Regions from separate parts of the Homo sapiens genome. Here region 2 is linked to region 1. A link is a loop called in an ENCODE intact Hi-C map of the cell type or tissue named here. Cell type or tissue: HCT116. All regions are shown on one strand. Each heading gives the region's core, and the rest is flanking DNA. Links, peaks and the distances in the headings are about the cores only. Region 1 has its middle 27 kb from the start of CD82. Region 2 has its middle 42 kb from the start of ALX4.

Region 1 (5,375 bases), core at 155-5,154:
AGGCCTGCAGGAAAAGCTCAGCCAGAGAATGTTATGATGCAGAAGAGGGAGGAGGGGCAGCCCACAAGGACTCAGGAAAGCTCCGGGATGACCTGTAATCCCAGCACTTTGGGAGACCAAGGTAGGCAGATCACTTGAGGTCAGGAGTTCGAAACCAGCCTGGCCAACATGGTGAAACCCCGTCTCTACCAAAAACGCACAAAATTAGCCAGGCATGGTGGCGGGTGCCTGTAGTCCCAGCTACTCAGGAGGCTGAGGCAGGAGAATTGCTTGAGCCCGAGAGGCAGAAGTTGCAGTGAGCCGAGGTCATGCCACTGCACTCCAGCCTGGGCAACAAGAGCAAGACTCCGTCTCAAAAAAAAAAAAAAAAAAAAGAGATAGAGAGAGAAAAGAAAGGATCTAGCAATATGTATGTAAGGTGCTGGGTGCTTATACATTTTATCTCATTTAATATTCACGTGTTGAGGACATTTAATATTGTTGATGATTATATTCCTATCATCAACGACTGTTATTATCCCTGTTAGGGATGAAGAGACTGAGGGTCACAAAGGGGAAGTAATTTTCTCAAGGTCACGCAGCTGGGAGGTGGTGGAGACAGGAGTAGAACCGTCACCCACCCTGCGGGTTACCATCCGCGGGTGGGAAGGGTGGGTGCGCTGGGCTGAGAACTGGGGCAGGTCTCCTCCGGGCTCTGCCTCTGTGTTGCTGTGTGATCTCGACTCGGAGCTTCTTGCCCCTCTTCTGTGGAATGAAAGGGGAGCGAAGGAGGAGGGTGTCTGAGGGGCGAGAGATGAGCCTGGAAGAGAAGCAAGGGCGGGCAGGGGGGGCTGTGACCTCAGCAGGCGGGGTGAGGTCCCAGCTCAGGAGCATCCTGGGAGCTCTGGTGGACCTGGCCTGGAGCTAATTAGCTGCTGGGAGGGGAAGTGCAAGGGCGGCGACCTTGTGGGGCGGGCCAGCCTCCCGCTGGCCCTGACACTAAGCCCAGCACCCACGAACATCTGGCCCGCTTTCATGCAGGCCTGGAGAGAGGCTCTGTCTGAGGGTCAGAGGTGGGGTGCAGATTGTCAGGGAGGACCTAGCTCTGCCCTGGGAGTTATGGGACCTTGGACCAGTTTCCCCATCCATCCCGGTGATAGATGAAGCCGGCAGCCCCCTCCGTGGGCCCCCTTCCAAACCTCACATTCCCTGGGCCTGTGAGTGTGGGGAGAGGTCAGGGAGATAGGACATCCCTGGAGGCCTAGGGATGTGGGGCGAGGCCTGTGGGAGGACAGCTGAGGTGAACCGGGAAGAGGACTGCAGTGTCATGAAGACTTGTGCTTAGAAAGAGCCTTGTAGGTCCGGGTGCGGTGGCTCACGCCTATAATCCCAGCACTTTGGGAGGCCAAGGCGGGTGGATCACCAGGTCAGGAGTTCGAGACCAGCCTGACCAACATGGAGAAACCCCATCTCCACTAAAAATACAAAAAATCCATAGCCGGGTGTGGTGGCGCATCCCTGTAGTCCCAGCTACTCAGGAGGCTGAGGCAGGAGAATTGCTTGAACTCAGGAGGCGGAGGTTGCAGTAAGCCGAGATCACGCTACTGCACTCCAGCCTGGGTGACCGAGTGAGACTCCCTCTCAAAAAAAGAGCCTTGGAGAGCTAGCCCATGGTTTGAGCCACTTAGGATCACCACAGTGGAGGGGTGGCCAAGGGAGTGAGGTCCTTGTCCTGTCATCCTAGGCTCCAACGGCTTTCTTTGTCTGCCTCCGTGTCTGTCTTCCCCACTGGGTGTGGCAGAGTCAGGCCTCTACTGCTAAGCCTGAAAATGCCCGACTCAGGCCAGCCCCATTTGACAGAGAGAAAGGCCCAGAGAGGGGAAGGGACTTGCTTGAGCCACAGCCAAGGAGGCTGAGGGGACTGCGGTGACAGAGGAGCGCCACCTCCATCTCCCTATCCATGTAACTCCAGCGCGTCTGCCTCTGAGGAAAAGAGACCTGCAGCCTACCCGGATGTGCTCATGCCAGCGCAGAAGAGTGTGTCCAAGGTGTGGTCTCCCTGGACCACTGGCTCTCCTGGCATCTTCCGTAGGAACCTACGCAGCTCCATGTGTTCTTCACTCCTGGTTTCTCCCTTCTCAGAATTCCAGGCTGCTGAGTTTTTCATTTCGCCGTCCCTCAGAGAGGCAGAATCCGTGTGTTGGGGAAGTCTGGAGATGCCCCTGGACTTCCCTGGGAGGTGCAACTTAAAAACAAAGAAACAAAACCGCAAATCCAACGCCTATCAACTGTCAGGTGTGGCCTGACAACATCCCGATGTCCCGTCGTAGCAGGATTGCCCCCGCTTTGGAGGGGAGGAAACCAAGGCTCAGAGAGGAAATGGGCGCTCCTGGTGTCCCCCGCTGGGAGTAGAACTCAAGCCTGGAGGCTCCAAGCAGCCTGTGGCCTGCTCTGGTGAGGTTTTTCGCACCTCTCCCAGGGCCTCCTTCCTCCCCGACGCAGAACAACTCGGATCTGCTGGTCCCACGGCGTCCTCAGGTCTCATCGGACCGTCAGTGGGCCTGGACAGCAGTGAGCAGGGCCCAGACGGCCGTTTCAGAGACAAGGGCGACACCTGCTGGAGATAAGTGAGCACGACATGCTAAGGCCAGGGGCGCATTCACTGCCTGGCTTCCTTTCTCCCTTGATGGGTGTTTATTGAAGGCCTGCTAGATGCAGCATCTCCAAGGTGTCAGAGACACTGAATGAAACCTGGTCTTTACCCCACAAGAGATTCCCAGCCAAATATAGAAGGTGCATAGCAATAATTGCAATGTAAAGTATGAAAACCAATGGTTTTCACTTTTTCCCCGCTTTTAATCAGTGGAAATAAATTCCTGTGTGAAAATGTAGTTAATAGGCCAGGTGCAGTGACTCACACCTGTAATCCCGACACTTTGGGAGGCCAAGGCAGAAGGATTGCTGGAGCTCAGGAGTTTGAGACCAGCCTGGCAACACAGCGAAACTGCGTCTCGACCAAAAATACAAAAGTTGGCGGAGTGTGGTGGCATGCACTTATGGTCCCAGCTACTCCAGAGGCTGAGGTGGGAGGATTGTTTGAGCCTTGGAGGTCAAAGCTGCAGTGAGCTGAGATTGCGCCACTGCACCCCAGCCTGGGTGACAGAGTGAGACCCTGTCACCAAGAAAACCAAAAGCAAAATCAAAAAAAGTAATTGACAATAGTAGCCAACACTTAGCGAGCACTTACTGTGTGCTAGGCATGGTCCTGAGCGCCTTATTTGAATGAACTCATTTATTCCTCCCAACAACCCTTAGGAGGCAGGTACAACATTAGCTTCGCTTTACAGATGAGGAGACTAATGATCAAAGAATGCGAGTAACCTGGCCAGGGTCATGAAGCTTGAAAGATGCAGAGTCAGGTTTTGAATGCAGGCCGCCTGGCTTTGAAGCCTTGACCTTCATCTCAAGGTTATGGGACTGCCTCTCTGTACACCTGGTACAAGTAAGGCTTCTCTGGCAGTAGGGGTTGGGGGGATGTGAAGTTAGGAACCACACTTGCTCTGCCCATCCCCCACCTCCTCTGGATTCCTAAGGAACCATCAAAAGCTGCCGACCCCAGTGTGGAAATCAGTGCATGCATGACATCGATAGGTCTTAAGCAGGGAAGAGGGAAAATTCTTTTTGAAGGAGAATTTGTATCATTTTAATGATTTTTATGTACAGAAAATGAAAGTGTACATTTAACCCAGTTAAGTGGCAAGTTCTTTAACCTTTGCCTTTTCCAACTTGGCAATGCAAGCCATAGATTTGGGACCCAGGATATTGCCTCCCCAGTGACGACGGATATCATCATATCTGTCGTTGTAATTAGTCCTGACAGCTTCCACCAGCTTCATCAAAACTCCTTTGTCTTCTGAGTTAACCTGTGTGAAGGCAACAGTGGTGCAGGTCTTCCTGTGGACTGGACGTTCCAGTCTTGCCTTCCCCTTGATAATGCAATCAGAGACCCACATTTTACAATGCAGGGCAGGCAGGAAGACAACAAGCTCGATGGGATCCTCGTCATGTCAAGTGCTACTCAAAATGGTTAGGCCCATTGTCTCCAAGCTACCTGCTGAGAGGTGATCGGCCTAGCATGCACACTCTTCTCTGCGGGAAGCAGCAGGCTGGCAACCAAACGTCTGTTCACATGCAGTCATCACTGGCTGAGCCTTCTTGTTCTCCACCAAGGGGTAACGGTGTTGACTCCTGCTTGAAGGACAGGTAGTCTCTTAGTGAGGATGTCCCCTTTGCTGTCAGCTTTCTTCTCAGCCTGGGCCAACAGCCTCTGCTTCTACTCTTGCTTTGTCTCTGGTCTGTATTTGTGGGTCAGCTTAGGCAGCTGAGTAGCTGGTGGTCCAGGTCCTGGGTGAACTGGTTAATCACAGGGGGCACTTTCAGCCACTTATAGAGGATGGCTCTCTGCCGCTGCAACCTGATATAGCAGGGCCATTTCACAAAGCGGCTGAGGTCACTTTTGGGCTGGATGTCCAGTGCCAAAATTCTTAGGCCTTTTCTTAACAGAGGGGATTCACCACTTTCTTGGTCTCCTGCTTCTCCATGACAGCAGGGGCCGGGGCCACTTTCTTCCCCCTGCGCTTCTTTCCTCTTGGCATCTTGGGAAGGTGGAGGAGCAGAAGAAAATAGATTTATGTGTTGCAATGGTTACTCTAGGGGTGGAGCAAGGAACTCAAACCAGAAGCTGTGATCAGATTTGGGAGGTGAACTGGGGAGGGAGTAGAGGGCACAAGAGCAGAGGAGGAAGGATGATCTGTGTTCACTGAGGAGATCACGTGGTCATAAGCTTGATTTTTAACTTACTTGGAGTGAGGTATGTGTCTAATTTGTCTCTTGAGCCAATCAATTTATTCACAGCCATTTGTAGAACATCTACTATTCACTGTTCTCAATGCTGGGGACACAGTGGGAAACAAGGACATAGGTCCTGCTTTTATGAGGCTTACACTCTTGTTGTGGGAGGGGGTCTAATAATGACCTAATAAGTAAATAAGATGAAGATGGTGATAAATATCATAGGGCAGATAAAGCAAAGCAATGTGCTGAGAGAGGCCAACCCAGCTGGTTTGAATTCTTACGCTGCCACTGGCTGTGCAGATCTAGGAACTGAGTGTTTCTGGCAGAGGGAATGGCAGATGCAAAGGCCCCGAGGTGGGAAGGTGCTTGGGGCATTAGAGAAACAGAAAGTGTGACTGAAGCATGAGAGGAGAGGAGGTCAGACAACTAGGCGGGGGTTAGAGCACATGCCTAGAGAAAAAAAAAAAAGCTTTGATTTTTGTCCAGGGCAATAAAACACTGTAGGAAAGTTTGGGGCAGAAACATGATAAGGTCTGATTTGC
Region 2 (5,375 bases), core at 263-5,262, 190 kb before region 1:
CCATCTTTGAGGATGACAAACAGCCTTTGAGGAGAGAGTCACGTTTGCACACAGAAGACCACCACTTAACTTGTCCAAAAGCATTTTTATTTCCTTTGGCAATTTGTTTTCCTTTGGGTGAGAATAAAATGATGCAGGAGATTTGCATGCTCTGATATTTTTTCTCCCATTTCCCTCTTTCCTGTTTTCTGCCAGCCACTCCTTAGCTGTGCTGAGAAGTTGCCCTGAATGCACCCTCTAGTAGCTCTGGAAAGCTGCCTTATCTCTGTTTCTGTGGCCTGTGCAGGGTTTCAGGCTCAGCATCCCTCCCTGGAATGAGCCTGGCTGGTACCTGGTCTCTGGGCTTCCACTTCTGCTGCCTGGGATCCTTATGGTGGTCAGGATGACCTTGCAAGCAAGAATGCTAGTCTGATCCCACTGGCCCAGGCCACGTCTTGGACTGTCTCCTCCCCTCTCTTCCTCACCATTCTGGCCTCCTCCAGGCAGGCTTCCAGCTCAACACCTCTGCCTGGAATGCTTTTCTCCCAAATATCCATGTGGCTCCCTCACCTCCTCTAGGTTTCCCCGAGGTCACCTTCTCAATGAAGAAGCCTTGTCTGTCTACCCCATTTCAAGTGCTGCCCCTCCCCCAATTCTCCCAAGGCCGGCTGCCCCCAGTGCTTGATTTTTCTTCATCTCATTGATCACCTTCTGACCAGAGGTGGAGTCTCCAGCAAGCTGATGATTCCTAAGTTTCAGGACCCCTCACTGGTAGCTTCCAAGGCTTTGCACCTCAACTGATATTTACAATTTTTTATTCTTTTTTAATCTTAAAGAGTTCCTTACCCTGACATTATATGAGATCACTTCAGGCTCTGTGAAAGCCTGGATTTGCCTGCCTCTGCCTCTGACAACTCATCTGTTTTTATTTTGTTTATTGTGTCTTTCCCTCTACCATTAAAATGTAAACTCCACGAGGGCAGAAGTTTTTGTCTTTTTTTTTTTTGAGATGGAGTCTCGCTCTGTCGCCCAGGCTGGAGTGCAGTGGCATGATCTTGGCTCACTGCAGCCTCTACCTCCCGAGTTCAAGATCCTCCTGCCTCAGCCTCCCAAGTAGCTGGAACTACAGAAGCATGCCACCACACCTGGCTAATTTTTGTATTTTTAGTAGAGACGGGGTTTCACCATGTTGGCCAGGCTGGTCTCGAACTCCTGACCTCAGGTGATGCATCCACCTCGGCCTCCCAAAGCGCTGGGATTATAGGTATGAGCCACTATACCCAGCCTTTTTTTTAACTGTTTTATCCCCAGGGTCCAGAACAGTGACTGTACACAGTAGGAGCTCAATAAATCTGCTGAATGTATGTCATTCCCAGGCTCACATTTCTTTCAAGGGTTTCCCTTTCAGACTCCTTAACACCCCCATCCTTCAGCTTCCCTATTGTCTCGTACACTGGGATCCAGCCATCTTGCCCTCTTTCTGCTCCCAGATGTGCTAAGCTGCGGACTCAGGCCCTTGGAACACGCTGTTTCTTTTCTCTGGATGTTCTTCCTTTCCCCTTCCCCTCCTTATTCCTTAGATCTCTACTGGAATGTCACCTGCTTGCCTGGGCTCAGCCCAGCCCTGGGGTTATGTGCTCTCCAGGACCTCGGAGTCTGTCTTTACAGTGCTTGCTCTCACTGTCATGCACAGTCTCTGCCATTGGTGGTTTGGTAATTCATTTCCTCCTAAGGACTGTAAAAGCTCCATGAGGGTAGGCCGTGCTCAGCTGGGGTGCTGCGGTAACCCCAGCATAATCCCCGGCACTTAGGCCTTTTCATTGACCAGTAAATATCCGCTGAGGAAATGAGTGAATTAAAACACACTCGAGGCAAGACAGGAATCAGGCACAAATATTATCCAAATAAACAAAATCAGAATCCATGGCATGTCAGAGATGGGAGAAGGTTTAGAGATGGTCTAGTCTGCAAGTTGCAGAATGCGCTCTGCTCCCTCGTGCCTCTGTAGAGGTGTCCCCAAATCTGCTGCTGCATGTGTGCACATGTGTATGTGCATGTGCGCGTGTGTATGTATACATGTGTGCACACACATACAAGTGTTGCAGGGGGTGGGGCCGTCAGGCAGGCAAAAGAGGTGGCAAATGAAAACATCTCAGTTCCCCATTTCCACTTCAAACACAAAGAAGTTCTGCTTTATCTGTTTCTATATTGAACGTCTGCTTCCGATTTTGTTTGAAGAGAAATAGGACTTCCAGCCGAAATGAAATTTGGAAACTGACCAAATCCCTCCTCCCTATTTTATGGATGGGGAAACTGAGGCCCAGAGAGCAGAGGTACCTGCCTAAGATCACAGAGGGAGTGAGCCACAGGGCTGGGACATGCACACTGGGACACAGGGGACATCCAGCCCCCTCTGCCTGACTTTGGCAGAGCACCATTATTCTCAGCTGTGACCAGGTGGCTGAGCACCTGGATGTCCTGGAGCTCACAGAGAAGCTCCAGGGATCACTGGCACTTTAATCCCATCATGTGAATCAGGAATCATTTTCCTAGCAGAAGACATGACTTCCTGGATGCATACAGTAAAAATCACAACGTTGAGTATTACACTGAAGGGGGGAAATCCCAATATGGAAGACTAACTCTCTTCTGAGTCTTTCTGTTCATATTCTTTGGCTGCTTGTTCATTTATACAATTGTCTGGAGGTGCTCCTTAGAGGAGACACAGTAAAAAGCACCAAAGGTTTCAGGAAAATCTGTGGGAGCAAAACTTAAATGAGGCCATTTCTCATATATTTTGATGGTGGAACAAATACCTCTGGCCAAAGGGATCTCCATGGGGGAAGAAAAAAACATTATTTTTCATTGTTTTAAAAATAAATCTTTGTTTTCTGATTACAAAAGAAACAAGTACTTCTGAAAAAAGTAGAACATTACAGAAATATACATGACTTAGAAAGTAAAAGTGTTTCCATATTGTATCCCCCCCACCCCACAACCACGGTTAATAGTACTTTTTTTCAAACCTACCGAATGAGTGCCAGGTTCTGTCCTAGACACTCGGGGGCAATAGTGAGCAAACACAGATGTTGTGTGTGCCTTCACGGAGCGCATAGTTGAAAAGGGAAGAAATATAAAATCACTAAAAAGGAGAGATATAAAGACATAAAACTAGAGAAAAAGGCCTTGACAGGGAGGTCTGGGAGAGCTTTGTGGAGGGAGTGAAGCTGGAGTTGGGATCTGTTAAGTATGTGAAAATGGAGGGAAGAGTGTTCAGGAAAGAAGAGACAGCATATGTAATGGCCCTGTGGCAGAAGGGAGCAGACGGGTGTAGCAGGAGGAGCTGGTTCACAGTGAGGCAGCAGGAGGCAGCTGGGGTAGGGCTGCGAAGAACATGGCAAGATTGATGTTAAAAGCAAAGGAAACCATAAGTTGTTGTAAATAAGGGGGTGGATTATGATTAAATGTTTATTTGATACCTATTCTTTCAGTTTTTTTTTTTGGTGCATCTATCTATCTATCTATCTATCTATCTATCTATCTATCTATCTATGGCAAAACCCCATCTCCACATAAATACAAAAATTTATATATATAATATATATAAATTCATTCTTTAGCAGAACAGCCTAAGCAAAACAGATTTTTATTGGCTCATGTGACTGCAGCTTGATCGAAGGGCTCCAACATTATCCCCAGGACTTGGTTTCTCTCTATCTCTCAGCCTTGGCATCGGGTCTTCTGACTCTATTTCCTGGCTCCACATGGGGCCTCCCACAGCTCCAGGGGTAAAGACACCATCTCATCTTTCTACCCTCATCGCAGTGGAGAAGAGTGCCTGTCACTGCCAGCAGGCCAGTTTCAGCCCAATTCAGCCACATGTCACCCCTTGAACCCGGCACTGAGGTTAGGGGGATGTGGTGCTCTGATCGGCCAGGAGCAAGTCACATGCTCGGGAATGAGGCATGAAATCAACTCCAGTGGACCGGAAGCACATGGCCTGATAAAAAGTAAATCTAAGTGGTAAAAGTCAGAATAGTGGTCAACTCTGTTATGGGAGTGGGGGCAGAATTAACTAGGAGGGAACCTGGGGGTTTGGGAGGATTGGAAACGTTTCATATTGTGATCTGGGGCTGGCTATGCAGGCAGATGTGTATGTAAAAATGTACCAACTTTGCTGTGTGCAATAGAAACCAAGATTTAGTCCAGGAGCCATGACTAACACCTGTAATCCCAACACTTTGGAAGGTGAGGCGGGAGGATCACCTGAGGTCAGGAGTTCGAGACCAGCCTGGCCAACATGGCAAAACCGCATCTCCACATAAATACAAAAATTAGCCGAGTGTGGTGGCGGGTGTCTGTAGTCCCAGCTACTTGGGAGGCTGAGGCAGGAGAATCACTTGAACCTGGGAGGTGGAGGTTGCAGTGAGCCAAGATCACGCCACTGCACTCCAGCCTGGGTGACAGAGTGAGACTCCGTCTCAAAACAAACAAACAAAGAAACCAAGTGCGGTGGCTCACACCTGTAATCCCAGCACTTTGGGAGGCTGAGGCAGGAGGATTTCTTGAGCCCAGAACTTGGAGACCAACCTGGGCAACATAGTGAGACCCTGTCCCTACAAAAAAACAAAATAGAAAAACTTAGCTGGGTATGGCAGCCTGTTCCTGTAGTCCCAGCTACTTGGGAGGCTAAGGTGGGAGGATTGCTTGAGCCCAGGAGTTCAAGGCTGCTGTGAGCAATGATCCCACCACTGCCCTCCAGCCTAGGCCATAGAGTAAGATTCTGACTCAAAACAATAGTAATAATAAATAATAAAAAGCACCCGGCCCAAGAGTGGGGAAGAAGTATTTCCAGAGAAAAATTAAGATACTGTGACTAAGACAAGGGTGAATGAATGTTCATTATAGTACAGTCATATATGCATACATGTATCATACAGATACAGTTTTAACATGTGGTGGGCATTACAATGCACCCTCTTATGTAATACTTTTTTGCTTCATAACTCCTGGGCATTTGTTCATGAAATCCATGGCTTTATGGCATAGATTAATTTTGGAAGCATGCTTTAATCAGGCAAACGAGCTGTGTCTCCTCAGTGCTCCCTGCAGGAAGGGGCACTCCAGAAGCATGCTGGGGCCCAGCTCCCTTGAGTGACCAGTTGCCTGCAGACGATTGACGTTTGTGTGGTTGAGGACCTCAGACCTTGTTGTGCAAACTGGCTCAGCCTCAGAGCTCTGGGCCCGCTTCTCTTCTCTGGGAGCCCTCACCTCCTCAATTAGGCTTTCAGCTCTCTCTTACTCTGCCCCTGTCAAAATATGCCCTACAAAACAGAATATATTCTTACTCATGCTAGGTCGTTAATGACTAGGAGCCTGCAGTATTCCTTTTCCTG

The links. Hi-C counts contacts between places; a loop is a spot of excess contacts. Peaks named below come from ENCODE experiments on the same cell type or tissue, not always from the same donor. Only the 100,000 strongest peaks of a DNase experiment are listed, where the experiment ranks them.
Region 2: a loop joins it to region 1, with 9 times the contacts of the local background. A loop is called at or near these places in 2 of 110 quality-filtered maps.

What each region holds. Positions count from the first base shown.
Region 1 is chr11:44,536,060-44,541,434 of GRCh38, forward strand. It overlaps the pseudogene RPL7AP79. Among named protein-coding and RNA genes, the nearest start is that of CD82, 27 kb to the right of the region's middle. RefSeq lists a silencer at 2,566-2,625 and an enhancer at 3,736-4,342. In HCT116, for the core only: a CTCF peak has its summit at 2,604 (motif pointing left); a DNase peak (open chromatin) is centred at 2,562.
Region 2 is chr11:44,349,055-44,354,429 of GRCh38, forward strand. No RefSeq gene overlaps it. Among named protein-coding and RNA genes, the nearest start is that of ALX4, 42 kb to the left of the region's middle. In HCT116, for the core only: a CTCF peak has its summit at 3,058; a DNase peak (open chromatin) is centred at 3,036.